Regions from separate parts of the Homo sapiens genome. Here region 1 is linked to region 2. The links are chromatin loops, found by intact Hi-C in ENCODE. Cell type or tissue: PC-9. All regions are shown on one strand. Each heading gives the region's core, and the rest is flanking DNA. Links, peaks and the distances in the headings are about the cores only. Region 1 overlaps SLC25A46 (solute carrier family 25 member 46). Region 2 has its middle 15 kb from the start of EPB41L4A-AS1.

The links. Peaks named below come from ENCODE experiments on the same cell type or tissue, not always from the same donor. Only the 100,000 strongest peaks of a DNase experiment are listed, where the experiment ranks them.
Region 1: a loop joins it to region 2, with 14 times the contacts of the local background. A loop is called at or near these places in 12 of 110 quality-filtered maps.

The regions. Positions count from the first base shown.
Region 1 is chr5:110,755,829-110,759,348 of GRCh38, reverse strand. SLC25A46 (solute carrier family 25 member 46) reads right to left here. Exons shown (of 8, transcript NM_138773.4): 7 at 2,590-2,647. Among named protein-coding and RNA genes, the nearest start is that of SLC25A46, 19 kb to the right of the region's middle. In PC-9, for the core only: CTCF peaks have their summits at 1,820 and 2,025 (motif pointing left); no DNase peak of the experiment used is centred there.
Region 2 is chr5:112,137,084-112,153,703 of GRCh38, reverse strand. It overlaps a transcript of EPB41L4A not described here. Among named protein-coding and RNA genes, the nearest start is that of EPB41L4A-AS1, 15 kb to the left of the region's middle. In PC-9, for the core only: a CTCF peak has its summit at 6,574 (motif pointing right); a DNase peak (open chromatin) is centred at 6,593.

The DNA of each region.
Region 1 (3,520 bases), core at 635-3,134, 1.4 Mb after region 2:
TTCTCCCAAATATGCATGTTGATCTTTACACAAATGTCACCTTCTCAGTGAGACCTTTACTTATCTTCTTAAAAAAATATTAACCGCCCCTCCCTACCCATTACACATCCTATTTGCCTTCCTTGCTTTATTTTTGCTTTCTTTAGCAGTTAATCGCCATGAAATATACCTTTTATTTAGTTGTTTATGTCTACTTTCCCCATAAGAATATAAGTGCTATGAGAACAGAGCATTTTGGTTTTGTTTGCTGTTGTATCCCCAGGGTCTATAACAGTACCTGATATAGGCAAGTACTCAATAAACAATTGATACATTTTTTTTAAAAGTTTAGCAGTTAAGATAATCTGCAAATCTGAAAGGTAAAGTGATGTAATTAAAACCTTGGTTTAAAACTATAATAAGAAGTCTGAAGTTGATTTTAGGGAATATGAGTCAATATGAATCCTTAATCAGTAAAAGGATATATATAAGTATTGCAACTTGAAAACAATCTTGTATGAGTATTGACTTTTAAAATGTGGAGACTAGTACAAGGATTTCTTTCTTTCTTTCTTTTTTATTTTTTTTAAGACAGAGTCTTACTCTGTCACCGAGGCTGGAGTACAGTGGCGTGATCTCAGCTCACTGCAACCTCTGCCTCCCGGGTTCAAGCGATTCTTCCATCTCAGCCTCCTGAATAGCTGGGACAACAGGCGCCCACTACCACACCCGGCTAATTTTTGTATTTTTAGTAGAGATGGGATTTCACTGTTGGCCAGGCTGGTCTCGAACTCCTGACCTCATGATCCGCCCACCTAGGCCTCAAGGATTCTTAATGAAGAAATAGATAACTACAAAGTTCATGATGACTGGGTAATTATGAAGGATGAAAGAAATGTAAAAATAAAAAACTTTCCTAAAACAAAAACTAAAGTTTTGAATCTTTAGTGTGAAGATAACAATAGTATCACTAATATATTGCCAAGGAGAAGAGGTTCTAAAGGAAGCTAATTTTTAGAGGGACAGATGAGATTGTTTTTAAAAGTTGAGTCTGAAGATTTAACTCACATGAGATTAGAGCTAATGATTCCTGTGAATAAATTAGCTCTTTCAGAATAATGAGTATAGGATAAAAAACAGAGGGTCAAGGATTGGGCCTTAAGGTATAAGACAAGAGATGGCAAAGGCATTATTGAAAAAAGATGTTCAAGAGAGAGAAATCTAAAGAAAAAAGAGTTCTAGAAAAGCAGACAAAAGAGATCAAAAGGAGTTAGCAAGTGGAACTTGAAGCAGGAAACAAGGAGTAAATACTGGGTTAAAAAAAACACATACACAGAAAAAACCCTATCACATAGTGAGCCGGGCACTTATATAAATAACTCATTCAATGTTACACGTCAGTTATTAAAATACTATTCACAATTTATGGATAAGAAAATTATAAAGGTTAAGAAATCTGTCTAAAGTCCCAGGTCTAATTTAAGCAGAGAAATGTGATAATGGGTCTGTCTCAAGCTAAAAATTGTTTTCCCCAATAAATCATTCTGCTTAGTTGTTTTTCCTTAAATAATTACCTTCCTGACATTTTTCCCTTACCTTTAAAATGAGGCTATCTCATACAAGTGACAACTCTGTAAATTCTATAGCACCATACAAAAATTCATCATTTATTTAACACAATGCCAAATGCAAGGGGAAGGGAAAGTATGATTTGGGTCGCAAGACACTAACTTCAGTTAACTGAAGTTAGTTCTAACAGAAATAATAATAATAATAATCATAAATCAAAGATGAATGATACAGCCAGAAAAGAAACAAGGTAGAAAAGAGTAATTAGAAGAGCAAAGGCTGATCCAGTGCGAGTTTTTACAGAGAGGGCACTCACATATACTAGAGAAAAGAATATGCTAGAGGATCTGATGTGGAAATAGAAGACAGGTGTACAAATAGTTGGATTTTGTATACAGGTGAAGTAAAAACTACCTTCATCTTACAGTTTTAAGTGTAGGAAGGAGGGTAAGACATTTAATTAAATGTACTTGAAGCGCCACCATGTGGTTAGGAATAGTAACACAAGCAAACAGAATTTCAAGTGCTAGCAGAAAATTGCTTCAGCTTTGTAGTATTTACCACACCCAATAGTATCAAATGTCACTTAAAGGCATGTTTTAAAAGAATCCTGTCAGTAAACTACCTGTGGGGACAACCTGCTTCCTGTTCGGATGATTATCCATCATGTTTATTCTCAGGTAATTATTAATTTACTGTCCAATGATAAGCCATAACCATCTGAGTTGTATGTAAGGGCCTTAAAAAGTTTATAGATTCTTTGTTTTCAGAGCAAGTTATAGGCTGTGTTCTGAGATGTCTAAATGAAGAGTATAGTTGCCTATGGAAAGGACAAAAATAATTAAAACTAGAAGTGTGACTTAAGATACCAATGGAAATATACAGACAAGCAACGTGCGATATAACTGTGATATTTATAAAATAAATATTTTAAGACATAGTCTTAAAATTTTCTGCTGAAATGTTAGATATCTACAATATACTGAATAGTCAAAAAACTATTCTTAAATAAAAAAAAAATGACAGTAAAAAAAAGCTCACCTGCACTGTTTCAATCAGACTTGCTGAATAAAAAGGCATTGCCACCACGTAAGTTAGGCTATAGAAATTAAAACAAATTTATCAGTATACTGAAACAAGATGCTTATACTAAATTTTTTAATATCTGCTTTAATATGTCAACATAATTTATAGTCAAGCTAGAATAATCTTTTTAAGGTTTTCAACTATTAATACCTACAGCCTAAAAATATTAACTTCAGAAATCTGTAACGTAGGATGCTTTATTCAACAGAGATGAAAAAATCAAATGATAAAACAAGGACAGCCTGCAAAGAAAATAGATTGGACATCTACCTACACATAGCTAATGCAGCCTATAAATCTAAAACTTAAAATTGAGGATGAGGGATCCATTCCATAGTTTGCCTTTTTAGTGATATTTGAGCAAGTAACTTTTCTGTTACTATCCTCTTATATCAATTCCCAGATTTCCCATCCAGCAGAGTTAGGCCAGTCTTCAATGGTGAGTGAAGTCCCTTTTATTATTAAAAAAAAAAAAAAACATTATACAGCTTTGCAAAGTTGTTTCCTATCACCAATATTTAGACATAGTAATATTACAACTTTGCAAGCCTGCAAAATATAGTTATTCAAAATAATATCAAGGTGGGACTTACCTAACCCTTATGGGCCAGGTCCTGGCAAGTAGTGGTTTTCAAGGTGAATGGAACATCACTAAGTAATAATGTGCTGGAATGTCCCACTGAGGGAGCCAGCAAGCTGGGGGATTTCCAATTCACAATCTTCAAAAAAAAAAATTAAAAAGTGAAGAATAAAATTCTAATCTACAAAAATGGTTACCGTTGTAAAATCACTAAGTGCCTTCAGGACTACATTTCAATGTCACTAAGGTTTTTTGGGTTTGCTTATCACCATACAAATACATTTGCATCTCTGATTAACAATAAAA
Region 2 (16,620 bases), core at 5,580-8,079:
CTTACTGATTTGTAATCTGCTTGATCTATCAGCTATTGTGTGTTTTAAGGTTTCCCATTATGATATGGATTTGTTAATGTCTCCTTGTATTTCTGTCATTTTTTGCTCTCTCTCTCTCTCTCTCTCTATATATATATGTATATTTTTTCTTTTTCTTTTCTTTTGTTTTTTTTTTGAGACAGAGTCTTGCTCTGTTGCCCTGGCTGGAGTGCAGTGGCGCTATCTTGGCTCACTGCAACCTCCGCCTCCCAGGTTCAAGCAATTCTCCTGCCTCAGCCTCCCGAGTAGCTGGAATTATAGGCGCATGCCACCATGCCAGGCTAATTTTTTGTATTTTTAGTAGAGATGGGGTTTTGCCATGTTGGTTGGCCAGGATGGTCTCCATCTCTTGACCTCGTGATCCGCCCGCCTTGGCCTCCCAAAGTGCTGGGATTACAGGCGTGAGACACCATGCCCGGCCTCTTTTTCTTTTTTTTTAAATTTTTGAGACAGGATCTTATTCTTTCACTCAGGCTGGAGTGCAATGGTTTGATCTCGGCTCACTGCAACCTCCACCTTCCAGGATCAAGCAGTCCTCCCATCTCAGCCTCCTCAGTAGCTGGGACCACAGGCCCACAACACCATGCCAGGCTAATGTTTGTGTATTTATTAGAGACATGGTTTCACCATGTTGCCCAGGCTAGTCTCGAACTCCTGAACTGAAGCTATCCACCCGCCTTAGCCTCCCAAAGTGCTGGGATTACAGGCATGAGCCACTGCACCTGGCCCTGTATATATTTGAAATTATGTTATTATATTGCATCCATATTCATACAATTGATATATCTTCCTAGATAATTAAATTTCCATTAATATGTAATCTTTGAATCTGGTAATTTTTTTTGCTTCGAGAATTTTTTTCTTCATGATTTCACATGAACTTTTATTGGTGTGTATTAGTGTGCTTTATCTTTTTTCCTCCTATTACTTTCCATTTTTGTGTCCTTATAGTATAGCTATGTCATTGTCATCTTAGTCCATTCCTGCTATAACAAAGTAACTTAGACTGGGTAATTTATCACAACACAAATTTATTTTTTACAGTTTTGGAGGCTGGAAAATCTGAGATTAAGGTGCCACAGTGTTTGGTGAGGGCCCATTCCTCACAGATGGCACCTTCTTGCTGCATCCCTACAATGTGAAAGGGGCTAACAGGCTCCCTCAAGCCTTTTTATAAGGGCACTAATCCCATTCATGACATAATCACCACCCAAAGGCTCCACTTCTTGATACCATCACCTTGGAGGTTAGATTTCAACATACGAATTTTGGAGGGACATAAACATTCAGACCATAGCAGTAATGTAAATATCATAAGATTGGATTTTTAAAAGATTCTGTTTTATAATCTTTTACTTAGAATATTTGGTTCACTTTTATTTAATGTAAATATTATACCTTTGTTTTAATTTCTACCATTTTATTTTGTTCTTCCATTTCATCTCTCTTTCTTCTATGTTTTTTTTTCTCTTTTCTTTTTTTATATTTTGGTCTTGTATTGGATTTGTTAAAAATTGTTTTTATTTAATATTTTTCTCCTGTCATAGTATGGAAGTTATATGTAGCCAAATTATAGTTTTTCAGGAATTCTCAAATTTTAACTTGCATATCTAACTCAAGAAAGACTAAATATGGCTGGGAATGGTGGCTCACGCCTGTAATCCCAGCACTTTGGAAGGCTGAGGTGGGCGGATCACTTGAGGTCAGGAATTCAAGACCAGCCTGGCCAACATGGTGAAACCCTGTCTCTACTAAAAATACAATAAATTAGCCAGGCGTGGTGGCATGTGCCTGTAATCCCAGCTACTAGGGAGGCTGAGGCGGGAGAATAGCTTGAATCCGGGAGGCGGAGGTTGCAGTGAGCTGAGATCGTGCCATTGCACTCCAGTTTGAGCAACAATAGAGAAACTCTGTCTCAAAAGAAAAAAAAAAAGACTAAATATATAAAATAATATGGGACTGGGTGCAGTGGCTCATGCCTGTAATCACAGCATTTCAGGAGGCCAAGGCAGGTGGATCGCCTGAGCTCAAGATTTTGAGACCAGCCTTGGCAACATGGTGAAACCCCATCTCTACAAGAAATACAAAAATTATCTGGGTGTGATGGCACACACCTGTGGTCCCAGCTACTTTGGAGACTGAGGCAGGAGGATCACTTGAACCCTGGAGGTTGAGGCTGCAGTGAACTAAGATTGCACCACTGCACTCCAGTCGGGGCGACAGAACAGGACTCTGTCTCAAAAATAAATAAAAATAAAATAATATACAAATATATATAAATATATATTTATCCTCTTCTTGAATAAAAAAAAAAACAAGGACCTTAGAAATGTCTGATGCTAGCTACCCTTTACCCCACTTAGGGGCTATTGTTCAGTATTTTAATTCTATTATTGTATATTTTTAAACTCACAAATTTGACATTCTTATCGATTTATAGTCATTAAATACTTTTTTTACGGGTTACCACTTCTTTGATCATCATTCTCTCCTGCATCTCAGACCATCTATTCAAGATAATTTTTTTCTTAATGAAGTATATACTTTAGAAAATATTTCTACTCTAATTGCAATCTTTCGACCATCAGCATCAACATCACTTAGAGAGCTTATTAGAAATGCAGAATCTCAGATCCCTCCCCAGACATAATGAATAGCAATTTATATTTTAACAAACCCCCCAGGTGATTCATATGCAAATTAATGTTTGAGAAACACTGCTTATAGGCTCATTTAGTGAGGGTCTACTCATGCTAAACTCTCATAGCCTTTATTTGTCTGAAAATGTCTTTGTTTCACTCTCATTTTTGAAAGGGATTTTGCTGGGTACATGATTTTAAATTAATGGTTGTATTCTCTCAGCACTTTGAAACTATTACTTCCTATAATAAGAGTGAATATATAAAATGAATATGCCTTACATTTTATGGAAAAAGTCACAGGTCAGTCTAATGGTTGTTCCTTGCCAAATAATCTGTCTTTTCTTCTCTTTTTCTTGGATGATCTGAATTTTATTACAATATGAGTAGATGTGAGTTTCTTTTTATTTAACCTAGCTATGATTAACTGGGATTCCTGAATCAGAGACTTGGTGTTTGTCTTCTTCAGCTTTATCTTCCAACTCACTAATTCTCTTTTCAGCTGTTAATACTGAGTTTTTAATGTCAGTTATTATACATTATTTTTCTAGGAGTTCCCTTTGTTTTTTTTCAAAGATGTAGGTAATTTAGGATATCTTTTGCTTTTTTGTTATGCACCCTCTTTTATGTCTTGAAATAGATGAAACACACTATTCAATACTCTGATACTCTGATTGACAGGGTCTAACTCTGTTTTAGCTGACTGTCACTTGTTGCCCATTTTCTCGTGGGTTTGTCATTTTCTTTTTCAATGTGAACTGATGTTGTTTGGAAATTAATTTGTGATAACCATTTGAGTCTGTTCCTCTAGAAAGCCTTTATGTTTGTTTTTGCTGAGTACTTGGAGTATCACTGACTTGGGAGCACTCAGACTACACATAAGTGTAAATTCTTACCCCATCCTACATGAGGGAGGGCTGGTGTTAGTCATTTTCAAGGAAAACTTTCCTCCCTGTTTTATCATTTTTCATACTACATAGGCTAATCATCCCTACTGTTTCTCTTCTGTAGGGTGATCTCCCTCCTTTCCATTCACTTACTGAGGATGTTACCTTTCAGGGAACAGACGTTATGCGTGGGTCATAATCCTATCACATTTTGCACAGGCCTCATGTCTTATCTCCTAACTCCCAAGTGGCCCTATGAAGCCTAAGCAATAAGCCACTGGGGTGAGCAAATGTCCCAGGCAAATCCCAGCTCCAGAACTTGCTTTGGATTCCTGTTATTTTTTATTTGTGGCCTCTCAGGACGTCCCATATTTTTCAGCCAACTCAGACACGCATTTAGAACAATATTTTAAAATATTTTATCCAGTATTTTTATTTGTTCTGAATTATAGGATTTCTCTGCGTAGCTCTACTGCCATATTGCAGGCACAAAGCACCTTTTGAGGTTTTTTCAATTTGTTCCTTGAAAAACTATCCAGTTTAAGAACATTAGAAGGGCTTATCACTAATCCTGCTTTTTCAACTAACAAGCTATGTATAAACGTAACAATTCTTTCCAAAATAATTCATAATTTAGAGTGCTCACAAAGTCTCTCTTTTTCTTTTTGAAATGGAGTCTCGGTCTGTTGCCCAGGCTGGAGTGCAGTGGCGCGATCTCAGCTCACTGTAACCTCTGCCTCCCAGGTTCACGCGATTCTCCTGCCTCAGCCTCCCAAGTAGCTGGGAATACAGGCACGTGCCACCACGCCTGGCTAATATTTTTGTATTTTTAGTAGAGACAGTGTTTCATCATGTGGTCAGGCTCAAGTCCTGACCTCAAATGATCCTCCTGTCTCAGCATCCCAAAGTGCTGGGATTACAGGCATAAGCCACTGTGCCTGGCCAGAGTCTCTTTCTTAAAGTAACTTGATCTAATTCTTTGGGAACCTGACAAAATTATATTCAGTAGTTCGTTTAAAATAATAAGATGATGAGAATAGCCAGAACAATTCTTTTTCTATTGCTGCTGCACAAATTCACCCAGAACAATTTAGAAAAATAGTAGTGAAGGAGTATTAACTCCTTTTAAAATACTAGATATGAAATATTCTGAATTTTACAAGATAATTAAATTAGCATGGTAATTGCACAGGCATTCCCTGTCAATGAAATGGAAGATATAACTCAGAAACAGTTCTTAGTGTATGCTGGACCTTAGTCTTAAAGTAAATATCCCAAATCAGCAGAGGAGGGAGGACTTATCCAACACACATTGCTGGCAACAGTGATTTGCCATTTGGAAAAAACAAAAAAGAGATTTACTTGATATTAAAAAGCAAAATAATGTCTATGTAGTTTAAAAATTAAATGGAAAAAATCACGATAGAAAGGCTAAGTGAAAATATTTTATTGTAAAAAAAACTTACTAAACATAAAAATCAATGGCTGTTTCTCAGAGGTGGCAAGAAACTGGTTACAATGAATGATGAAGTAACAGAGACTTTTCTTCCCTTTTGAACCATGAGAAAGTGTTACCTTTCAAAACAAATATTACCTTTCAGAATAAAATGTATTTAAAAAATAAATAAAAAAATGGAATAAGAAAATAATTGGTAGTCTTGATTTGGGAAAATCTAAAACTGTTCTGTCACTAAAGTAATAATTAAAGAAAATTCCATGTATCAATTGGTAAAATTCTTATAATAAATGTAATTAAAAGAAATATAACCCTAATTTTAAAATATTCACATTTATCCATATGAACACTGGGAAATCATCAGAGCCAAAGTCAAAAAGAGACATTTCACAAAAGAGAAACATGAATTCTAAAACATATCAAAGAAACCTATGGAAACTACTTTTGTATAGTAATACTACTAAACTATATTATTATATTATATAGTAATACTATTATATTATTATATTATATAGTAATACTATTATATTATTATATTATATAGTAATACTATTATATTATTATATTATATAGTAATACTATTATATTATAGTAATACTATTTAACTCCCAATTTTCTGGTGTTTGCGTTTATTTTTTAATTTATTTTTGTTTTTTCACTCTGTCACCCAGGCTGGAGTGCAGTGGCACCATCTCAGCTCACTGCAGCCTCCACCTCCTGGGTTCATGCAATTCTCCTGCCTCAGCTTCCCAAGTAGCTGGGACTAAAGTCATGTGCCATTTTGCCCAGCTAATTTTTGTATTTTTAGTAGAGACAAGGTTTCACCACGTTGGCCAGGCTGGTCTCAAATGCTGTAATGCTGGCATTACAGGCGTGAGCCACCGCGCTAGGCCTGTTTTTATCAAAAGCCAGGTAGGCCTATATTTGGAAAGGCCTTGTCTTTTTCATTCATTTTTTTCTTATTTTGGGGGTGTAATTACCCTTAAATTTTTTTCTCTTATGGAATTTTCATTATGGATTTGCTAATCTTTTTTTTTTTTTTCTTGAGACAGAGTCTCGTTCTGTTGCCCAGGCTGGAGTGCAGTGGTGCAGTCTTGGCTTACTGCAGCCTTTGCCTCCCGGGTTCGTGATTCTACTGCCTCAGCCTCCCAAGTAGCTGAGACCACAGGCACATGCCACCACACCCGGCTAATTTTTGTACTTTTAGTAGAGAAGGGGTTTCACTATGTTGGCCAGGCTGGTCTCGAACTCCTGACCTCAGGTGATCCGCCTGCCTCGGCCTCCCAAAGTGCTGGGATTACAGGCGTGAGTCACCGCACCCGGCTCAGATTTGCTAATCTTTATGCTAAATGTGTTCACATAAAAATGATGTGATTAAATAAGGTGTGGTTTGTCTTAATTTGATAACACAGATTTTATGTAAAATCTCTTCTCCACCACCATTTTATAGATCGTACTTGAAGTGCTGACTTGTCAATGACAGAGATACTGAATAGACTGCTAAATGAATACTAATTCAAGACATTCCTGGGTCTGATGTTACTACATGTAGAAAACCACCAGGTGGCAGTACAAGCCAAGCACAAAACCCACACTAATTTAGAGCAGCACATTACACTTTACACATTACAGGATTACACTTTAATTGGAATAAATGAACAACTGAATAGTCATATTGGAGTAGAATCACCACATTTTCCAGGTGTTTTAAACCTGGTTTTTATATTTTTCATACTTGTTTTTCCAAGGTGAGGCTTTTCTTTAAATAAAAGTCTCGTCTAATTAATAGAAAAGACCTGTTAAGGTTACATCTTATGCATTCCAATTCAGACAAGTATGAAACATCTTTGAGTGGTAAGATTCCTGTACTGCAGACTCTATGTTCTAAGCTAACCAGGAGGATAAAGCTGGTGCTTCAGTCTGCAGCCAGCTTGCCAGTAGCAACGAGGGTTAAATTATTAATAGACCTTTCTTCTGTGGTTAGGCAGCTCGACTGGTCTTAATTTTTTTTTAAGTCAGGTATGATTTGGTTGCTGTGCTTAGTCACACATCTGGAAATAAATAGTTGCTAGACAAAAATAAATTTTTTATATTTTTATGACTAAATATATGTGGCATGTGTTTCATGTCCACACATTGCCAAGGATATTTTTAGAAAAATCTGTTTCCGTCAGTAACCTTGCTGTTAGCTTGATGGTGCAAGAGTCTTTGGGGAGCGCAAACAGCGTTGGAAGATCCTCTGCTCCTGTGGGACACAGAATTACTCAAACAGCACTAAACACAAAACCTGGGTTTCTAATGAGTGGGCTGTTCATGTATTAATGTTAGTATTTGGTTTTAGCCACTGAAAGAGAATTGCAGCTGTTCCATTAGAGATCTGAAGTCTGTCAAATGGGTGAGTTATATTTCTGAACTTGAAATTGAGAATATGAAACCTTCCCAGAAATCATGGTGAGCCCAAGAATGGCTGAAAGGCAGAAGTTTGAGGATCGCGATGCTTGACATTTCTAAAAAGGGGGAGTAGTAATTTCAATAAACTTTGGTCTACAATAGTGAATGTGGTCTCGATTCTGTAAGACCCTATCAGATGAATGGGTGAGTAGTCCCTAGAGGCAGTAGCACCTACTTCATGAGAAGCCAGATTGGGTTTGACACTTGTCACAGCAAACTTTTTTCTTTAACAGGGTGTCCAGACCTCCAGACCTAGAAAGGGCAGAGAACTTGGAAATCTGAGTTTGAACAAGGCACTTCAGAAGGTCTCTCATAATACACTTCTGGATGAAGTGATATTGGGGCTGGGATGTAAGTGTAATTATGTATATTGATAATTGTCTCAATAGCTATTTAATAGATTGATATCAAATGGAGGAATGTGTCTAGGGTTGTTCTTGGCCTTTTTCTTTAATTCTTTTTACAGTGATTTGGTTGAGGATGTTGTATGCACGTTTATCAAATTTGGGATGATGTGAAATTAAATAGAATAAATTAAATGGTCAAATCAAGATCCTAAGTCTTAGGCTGGTTAAACTTGGTAGTATAGCAAGAATTGTTTTAAAGAGACTACATGTAAAGGCCACTACATGTGTCCTAAAGTCAATAGCATGTATACAGGATAAGTAGCTGTGACAAATCTGAAGAAGACAGGAAATGTAGTTGGCAGTGAAGATAGTATAAATCAGTTGTGTACAATGGCTGTCAGCAGAGTTAACTTATTTTTATTTATTTATTTTGATTCATAAAAATACAAAATCTCCATCTCAAATAGCATTCATTTAGCAGTTTCTTCAGTATCTCTGTCATTGACAAGTCAGCACTTCAAGTAAGATCTCTAAAATGGTGGTGCAGAAGAGATTTTACATAAAATCTCCGTTATCAAATTAAGATGAACCACACTTTATATAACCTCACTCTGTTGCCCAGGCTGGAGTGCAGCAATGTGATCTTGGCTCACTGCAACCTCCACCTCCCAGGTTCAAGTGATTCTCCCACCTCAGCCTCCCAAGTAGCTGGGATTACAGGTTTGTGCCACCACGCCTGGCTAATTTTTGTATTTTTAGTAGGGACAGGGTTTCGCCATGTTGGCCAGGCTGGTCTCAAACTCCTGACCTCAAGTGATACGCCCACCTCGGCCTCCCAAAGTGCCGGGATTACAAGCATGAGTCACCACCACGCACAGCCAGAATTAACTTACTTTTTTTAAACAAAGTTAATGTTAACTTAGGTTTCATTGATTAAAAAGTGTGGCATGGCAAAGGAGTGAGGGGATCCCCTCCCTCTTCTCCTGCAGGCTGGACTACCCTCTTTTCAATTCTAGGTGCTATAACCTCAAGTGGGGCATGGGCACAAGATTACATATTCATACATGTGACATTTATGTCACACATTCAACTATAACAGCAGTAGCAACAATTGCAACACCCATGGCCCCAATGTCTATCACCTGGGATGTCATTGCTACTTTCACCCAATTTAGATATAAATGACCTCTAGGTTTTCTTCTATCTCTACAATCCTACGATCCAGCTCACAAAAGATATCATCTTTGAGGATTAGGTGTAAATTCAGCCATGGCCAGTAAAGCCTCTAAAATCTCTGTATCCAACCAAGACCAGGCGCGGTGGCTCATACTTGTAATCCCATCAGTTTAAGAAGTTGAGGCTGGCAGATTGCTTGGGCCCAGGAGTTCAAGACCAGCCTGGGCAACTTGGCAAAACTCATCTCTACAAAAAATTAGCTGAGTGTGGTGGCACACACCTGTAGTCCCAGCTACTTGGGAAACTGAGGTGGGAGGATCATCTAAGCCCTGGGAGGTCAAGGTTGCAGTGAGCCGTGATTGCACCACTGTACTCCAGTCTGGACAACAGGGTGAGACACTGTCTCAAAATAAATAAAATAAAATCTCAGTGTCTAGAACACCAAAAGCTCTATGAGAGTGCAATAAGAATATTTGTATGTTGGTAAAAGAATGGGAAGTTAAGTATAATAAAATGCTTTTCCTTAAAAGTACATATCTATTGGGTTGATTTCCCTCATATTCCCAGGGCTGCTCCATATCAGGGTGGTTAAAATAATTTTAAGGAATGATTATAGGGAGAAAAGTAGGCACAGAGCCCTGAATTCTGTTTCTGAAGGCAGTTTATTTTCTGCCTTAGTGGACTATAGGCTTCAAGTCCAAAGATCCAGTCCAGTGATAATAAGGGGTGAATTGGAGGGTGGCCATAGCATAATTTATTATTCCAGGCTTCTGGTAGTATTGTCTTTGGCAACTGAGCACATTTCCCCCTTCTTTTCTATGTCTTCAGTGCAGACTCTGCTTTCTCCCTGTTTATACAGGGTCAGCACATGAAGTGATGTGGACAGAGAGCCCCACCTCCTTGGCTGCTGTGGTTGGTTCAGGTATTAACACGTGACTCAAGCTGGGCCAATTGGAGCCCTTGTCTGGGACTTTTCTATATTGGAGTCAATAGGGAAAATTGCTGTTGCTTCTATGTTCCTGGCACTAGAAGAATAGCTGAGGATGGCTGACTTTATCTCTTGTAGAGAAAGCCTGTCTGCAATAGTAAGAATGAGGCCAACACAAAGAGAGACAGGGAAGATAGGGGAGAAATGGTGATATTGAGGTCTGGATCTCAGTCTGTCTGACATCAGTGCTAATGAACCACTCCTTTTAAAATTTAAGTTGATTTGTATTTGTCATTTATATCCTGACTAATACAGCCTTCAGAAAGAAATATTAGAAAAAGCACTGTCATGAACTATTACTTCATTAACATAAAAACAGATCATTTTGGTATGATGATAATAAAAGTAGCAACAATCCATTAAGAATCTACTATATGTTAGGCACTGCAGTAAGTGCATTACATATTTTTTTCATTTAATCTTCACAACAACCTATGTAGTACCTGTATCAGTTTGCTATAACTGTATGACTAACTGCCCTGAAACTGAGTGGCTTGAAACAATAATTTGTTTAACTCACAAGTCTTTGTCTTGGTTGGGTAACTGTGGTCTGGACCAGGCTCAGGTGATCATAAATGGGCTTGCTAACGAGTCTGCGGTAAGTTGGCAGATTTCTAGGACTTACTAGTCTAGGGTGGCCTCATTCATAGGTGTAGAGTTTGGTCACCTGGGCACACAAGAGTGGATATTGCCTCTCCAGCAGGCTAACCCTAGCTAGTTTCAAGCAGGTGCCAAATGAGTGAGTGGAGGCATGTGAATCCTCTCATGGCTCACTCTTGGCACTGGCACGCAACTACTTCTGAAGCATTTTCTTGGCCCAGTTTCAAGGAATGAGGAAATAGTCTCTATTCTTAATGAGAGGAACTGAAAAGTCAAGGAGAGTGGATATAGAAAGGCATGGAAACAATGGGAACACAACTATTCTATTATGAAAGGTATTATGTGCATACACTTCAAAAGTTAAGAAACTTACTCAAGGTCATAAAGCTAGAAAGCAGCAGAGACAGGATTTGGGCCTTAATCTTCTGACCGAAAATCTCATTCTCTTTCAACACTTCTTTCTAATATTGCTGATTGATCTGTGCAGTCCAGATGTCACAGTGTAATTAGTTTCTAAAATAAATCTGTTCTTAGATTACTTTTGAATGACTTCTAAGTTATTATAAAAAAGTTCTTTGTTGTAATAAAGGTATTAACTTTCCATGAGTATATTCTTGACCCACACCCATAAGCATTTTTGCTCATATTTGTATCCACAATAAAATGAAGTTCATATTTTCATCTTGTAGCACAGTATCATTTGAATTACCAGATGCTATTTTAGAAGACTAGCTAAAATAACTTGCAGTACCTAGGAAGTTCTTAAATGGTGCTTACAGGAACTTGACTTCAGACAAATGGGAAGCCAGAAGATGGTGAATGAAAGGATCTATACACTAAAAAGAAAGCTGTCGACAGACAGAAGAAAGAGAGCTGCAGGACAGTGGAACTCCATCCCGTGGGATTCGAAGGAGAGGAGTAGTGGTAAGTGGCTATTATTTAAGTTGAGGAGTCTTAGAACCTAGTGTATAAGGCTCTGTGCATATCCCAGAGCCAGCCTTCTCCAAAGAAACTCAAAAGGGTAAAATATGGGGAAGAGAGACAAGGCACAGAGAGTCTGGTATTGCTCCTTAAGCAAATGCCCCACATTGTGCTTCTACAAAAATAATTCGGCTCAAATCCTCCTTTCATGTCTCACTTGGAAGTCTGAGTGTTACATTTATTCTTCTAGAATAGTTCTCACGGTGTTGTTGGGGGAGGAGGGTGGTCACCTAGGCAGCTTTATCTCATGAAATTCAGTGACTGAAATGCACAAATTGCTGGGAAGAAAGCAAGATCAGGAGGGTACAGAATAAAACAGATGGTGGAAAACAAAAGGAGGCAACTGCCAGGAACTTTCTTCCTGCAACTGACTAGGGACTTCTTTCAGAAAGTAACACAAGGCAAGCTGAACTGAACATTTTGGAACATCTCAGAGATCGTTTGGCTTGAGGCGAGATGACTGGGACCTCACCTTTGGGAGACAGACATGAGAAAAGGGAGTGTTCAAATGGTTTGAGGGAAACAGTGACAGGGAATTAAAGGAGGAAAAGCAGAGGGATATCTATGGGTTGGTAAGGAAAGCAGATTGTTTTATGAGTTATAAGCTGAATACTGGGGGAAAAGGTGATATGTATAGTTTTAAAGCATCATTAATATCTTAAATGTTCACATTTTATTTATCATTTTGGTAAATGTGCCACTTTAAACACCAGAATAGTTTCTGATTTTGGAATCTGGTGGTCAGGATGAGATGGGGGTATGGGAAGAAGTGCAGTGTATTCTCATCACCAGTGGGGACCAGACTGGGATTACACTTTCCCTGACAGGTTTCTTAAGTGATTTGTTTTAAGACAAGGTGTGCATTCTGTGTTCAGAGCCACACAGAATCTTGGATTTGGAGAATCAGTTTCCCCTCTGTTCTGTTAGCCTTCATCTGCATGCTAGCCTTGGATGACTCTGAAAAGAGAGTGTGGCCATTCGGCCTCTAGGTCAGCAAGGTTTGGTCTAGAGTCAAGCCAGGATCTTAGGGCTGTGGTACCTGACATTACTATATTCCATGTTTGATATTTGGTATTTGGTTGTCACCTAACTGCAGACCTCTTTCCCTAACATCAAAAAGGTACAGAATTCTAACCATAAGAATAAGAATTCTATATAAACCCAAATCACTTTTCAATATGGACCATTTGAGACAATAGATCTTTTTATAATATTAAGGAAAACAACCCAATGAAAGTAAAAGAAACCCTCAGATCAGTATCTATTAGATACAAATGTGCCTCAGAAAGGTGACCAAAAAAATGTTCAGGAAGGGCAACCCTGCTTAATCAATTTAAGCTTTTAAATTACAGGTTTGAGCTGAAGCAATTACTTTATTGATAAATATAGAGAAAATGCCAGCCATTGGAACCACTTAACTTGCATTTGTTCAAAGCACTAAATCAATTAGAGAAAATTTTGTAAAGTTTGGAATTTTACTGTAATGTTACACACACTCAGAATGAAAGGGTTGTTGAATCTGCATATAGATATATATATAATATAGTTACTGTAATGTGACACATACTCCAAATGAAAGAGCTGTTGAATCTGCATATATATATATATATATATATATATATAGTTTTGCAGTAGTTGACTTCCTTCCAAATCTGCAATTTAAAAAAGGAAGAATAGTAACCAAACATTAAAACAATTTTACATCCTTTATCTTCAAGTTTAGTTGAAGATATTTGAAAAGTCAGGATAGTTTTTCGTCTTTAGTGGCTTAGACATGTGTAGAAAACCAGAATATAATTCAGGTATTTTCTACAGTATTATTGTTACTAAGTATTATTCTTTACAAATTTATAGATAACAGCTGCCTCCAATTTTGCTGTCTACAAAGAGATATCCATCTGTGGTGGCTTCCTTTTACTCTTTGAGTTTCTGAATTTTTATATCATAGGCGAACTTTGCTCATATATGTATTTATTTTTAATTTTTTAAAATATCCCTTTTAATTTGGAAAAACTTCAGATGTACAGAAAAGTTGCAGAGTGTATAGCAAGGTCTTGTATATGCTTTACAAATTTCCTTCTAATGTTAACATCTGTAGTGGGCTGGACTGTGGCCCCCAAAATATGTTCATATCCTAACTCCCAGAGTCTGTGAATGTGGCCTTATTTGAAAATAAAAGGTCTTTGTAAATGTAATTAGGTTAAGAATCTCAATATGAGATTATTTTGGGTTGTCCACTGTGGGCCTTAAATCCAATGACAAGTATCCTTATAAGAGACACACTGAAGAGAAAATGCAGGGAGAAAAGGGAAAAGACTAGTTTTTCTACTGATATCCCTTTTCTGTTTTAGGATCCAATCCTGGGTAGTACATTGCATTTAGTTGTCATGTCTCCACAGTCTCCTTGTGGTCCGTGATAGTTTCCTAGTCTTTCCTTGTTTTCCATGATCTTGATAGTCTTAAGCAGTACTGGTCAGGTATTTTGAAGAATATCCCTCACTATGGGTTTGTCTGCTGTTTTGCTCATGATTAGACGAGGCTGTGGGTTATGGGAGAGAGTATCACAGAGGTGAAGTGCCCTTCTCATCACATCATATTAGAGAATATAGTATACCTATCCACATGACTTATCACTGGTGATGTTAATCTTGACCACTTAGATAAGGTAGAGTTTTCCAGTTTTTCTTACAGGAAAGTGACTATAGGTTGAGCTTTCCCTAATCCAAACATTCAAGATTCAAAACACTTCAATATTTGAAATTTTTGAATGCCAATATGATGCCACAAGTGAAAAATTTCATATCTGTCCTTATGTGCTAGGTCCCGGTCAAAATGCAATCACATCACACACAGTTTATTCAGCATCCCAAAGGGAAGAAAGAGACTTGAGCCCTCTTCAGCTGCAATATATATTTTCTGTACATGCCCAGTTTCCTCCATGCAAGCACACAAAAGAAGTGTAATAAAATGGCACATGTGCAGGCCAGACATGCCATTGGCAGGTTCCCCCCAATGCCCTATGTGAGGCCAAGATTTATGTGCATTCCTTACTGTGTTTTTTTTGCTTATTCTATGCTCTGTGGTGTGAAGATATTGTTGAAAATGTCAAAAAAAAAAAAAAAAAACCGCCTGTTTATACCCCTTGGGCAACAGTGGTAAGGAAAAGAGAAAGCATTTTTACTTATCCATAGCACAGAAAGTCAAGCTGTTGAAGAGACCAGGTAGCAGTATAAGTGTGAAACATTTTACAGAAGGGTATAGTATTGCAATGACCACCACATATGACCTAAGAAACAGAAGGATAAACTGTTGAAGATCTATGTGGAAAGTGGTGGACAGAAGTTAATGAGAAATAGAAAAACACTGCATAAAGCTGAACATGAAGATCTTGATCATGTGTGAACAGAGTGAATCCATCAGCACTGCAGTGAACATGTGCCACTTAGCGGTATGGTAATCAGGAAACAAGCAAAGATCTATCACAACGAACTGCAAGTTGAAAGGAACTGTAAATATTCAACAGGCTGGTTGCAGAAATTTAAGACATTGAAGAAAAGACTTGGCATTAAAGATTTGTGGTAATAAAACATCTGCTGCTCATGAAGCAGTGGAGAAATTCATTGACGAGTTTCCAAAGGTTGTTGCTGATGAAAATCTAATACTAGGACAAATCTATAATGCTGATGAAACATCACTGTTTTGATGTTATTGACCCAGAAAGACAACGACTACAGCTGATGAGAAAGCCCCTAGAGGAATGAAAGATACCATGAACAGAATATCTGTGCTCGGATGTGTTAATGCAGCACACACACATAAATGTACACTTGCTGTGTAGGCAAAAGCTTGTGTCCTTGCTGTTTGCAAGGAGTCAATTTCTTACTAGTTCATTATTATGCTAACCAAAAGCCTGGATCATCAGGGACATCTTTTCTCATTGGTTACACAAACAATTTGTACCAGTGGCTGAAGCTCACTGTAGGGAAGCTGGACTGGATGTTGACTGCCAGTATTATTCCTTGACAACTGTTCTGCTCAGCTTTCAGCTAAAATTTTCATCAAAAGTAATGTTGTTTATGCCATGTACTTTTCTCCAAATGTAATTTATTAATTCAACCATATGACCAGGGCATCCTTAGATCAATGAAAAATACATTTCTTGAACAGCATAGTAGCGTGGTGAACAGAGGCAAGTGTGTGAAGGTTTTCAAAAACAGTTTAGCATGAAGGATGCTGTCCATATATGCTGTTACCAACACTTTGAACAAAGTGACTAAAGACACAGTTGTATATGCCTGGCGCAACCTCTGGCCTGTGACTACGTTTAGTGGTGGTGGAGAACAATGTGACAACTTTGAAAAATTCTGTATGTCAAATAAGAAAAAATGATCTCTGAACTCTTTACATATGCAAAAAAATACCTTCAGAGTCCATCAGCAAGCTGGAAGAAGTGGATATCAAAGTTTTTAATATTGATTGTGAGGCTCCAGTTGTTCACTCATTGACTATAGCCAAAATGGTTCTGAATGAAAGTGATTGTGATAATAGTGTTGATGAAGATGATGTTGTTAACACTGCAGAAAAGTGCCTATAGACATGGTGAAAATGCATGTTGGGCTTACTGAAGGACTAGAGCAATCTGCACTCATTGCAGAATAAGAAATCATGTCAGTTTATAAAATTAAAGACAGACTTTTAAGACAAAAACTGTTGTCAATGAGGCAGATGACTTTGGAGGAAACATTTTTTTTTTCTTTTTTTTTTTTTTGAGACAGAGTCTTGCTCTGTTGCCCAGGCTGGATTGCAATGGCACCATCTCGGCTCACTGCAAGCTCCACCTCCCAGGTTCCAGCGATTCTCCTGCCTCAGCCTCCCGAGTAGCTGGACCTACAGGCTCCTGCCACCATGCCCAGCTAATTTTTGTATTTTTAGTAGAGACAGGGTTTCACCATATTGGCCAGGCTGGTCTCGAACTCCTGACCTCATGATCTGTATGCCTTGGCCTCCCAAAGTGCTGGGATTATAGGTGTGAGCCCCCGCATCCGGCCTGGAGGAA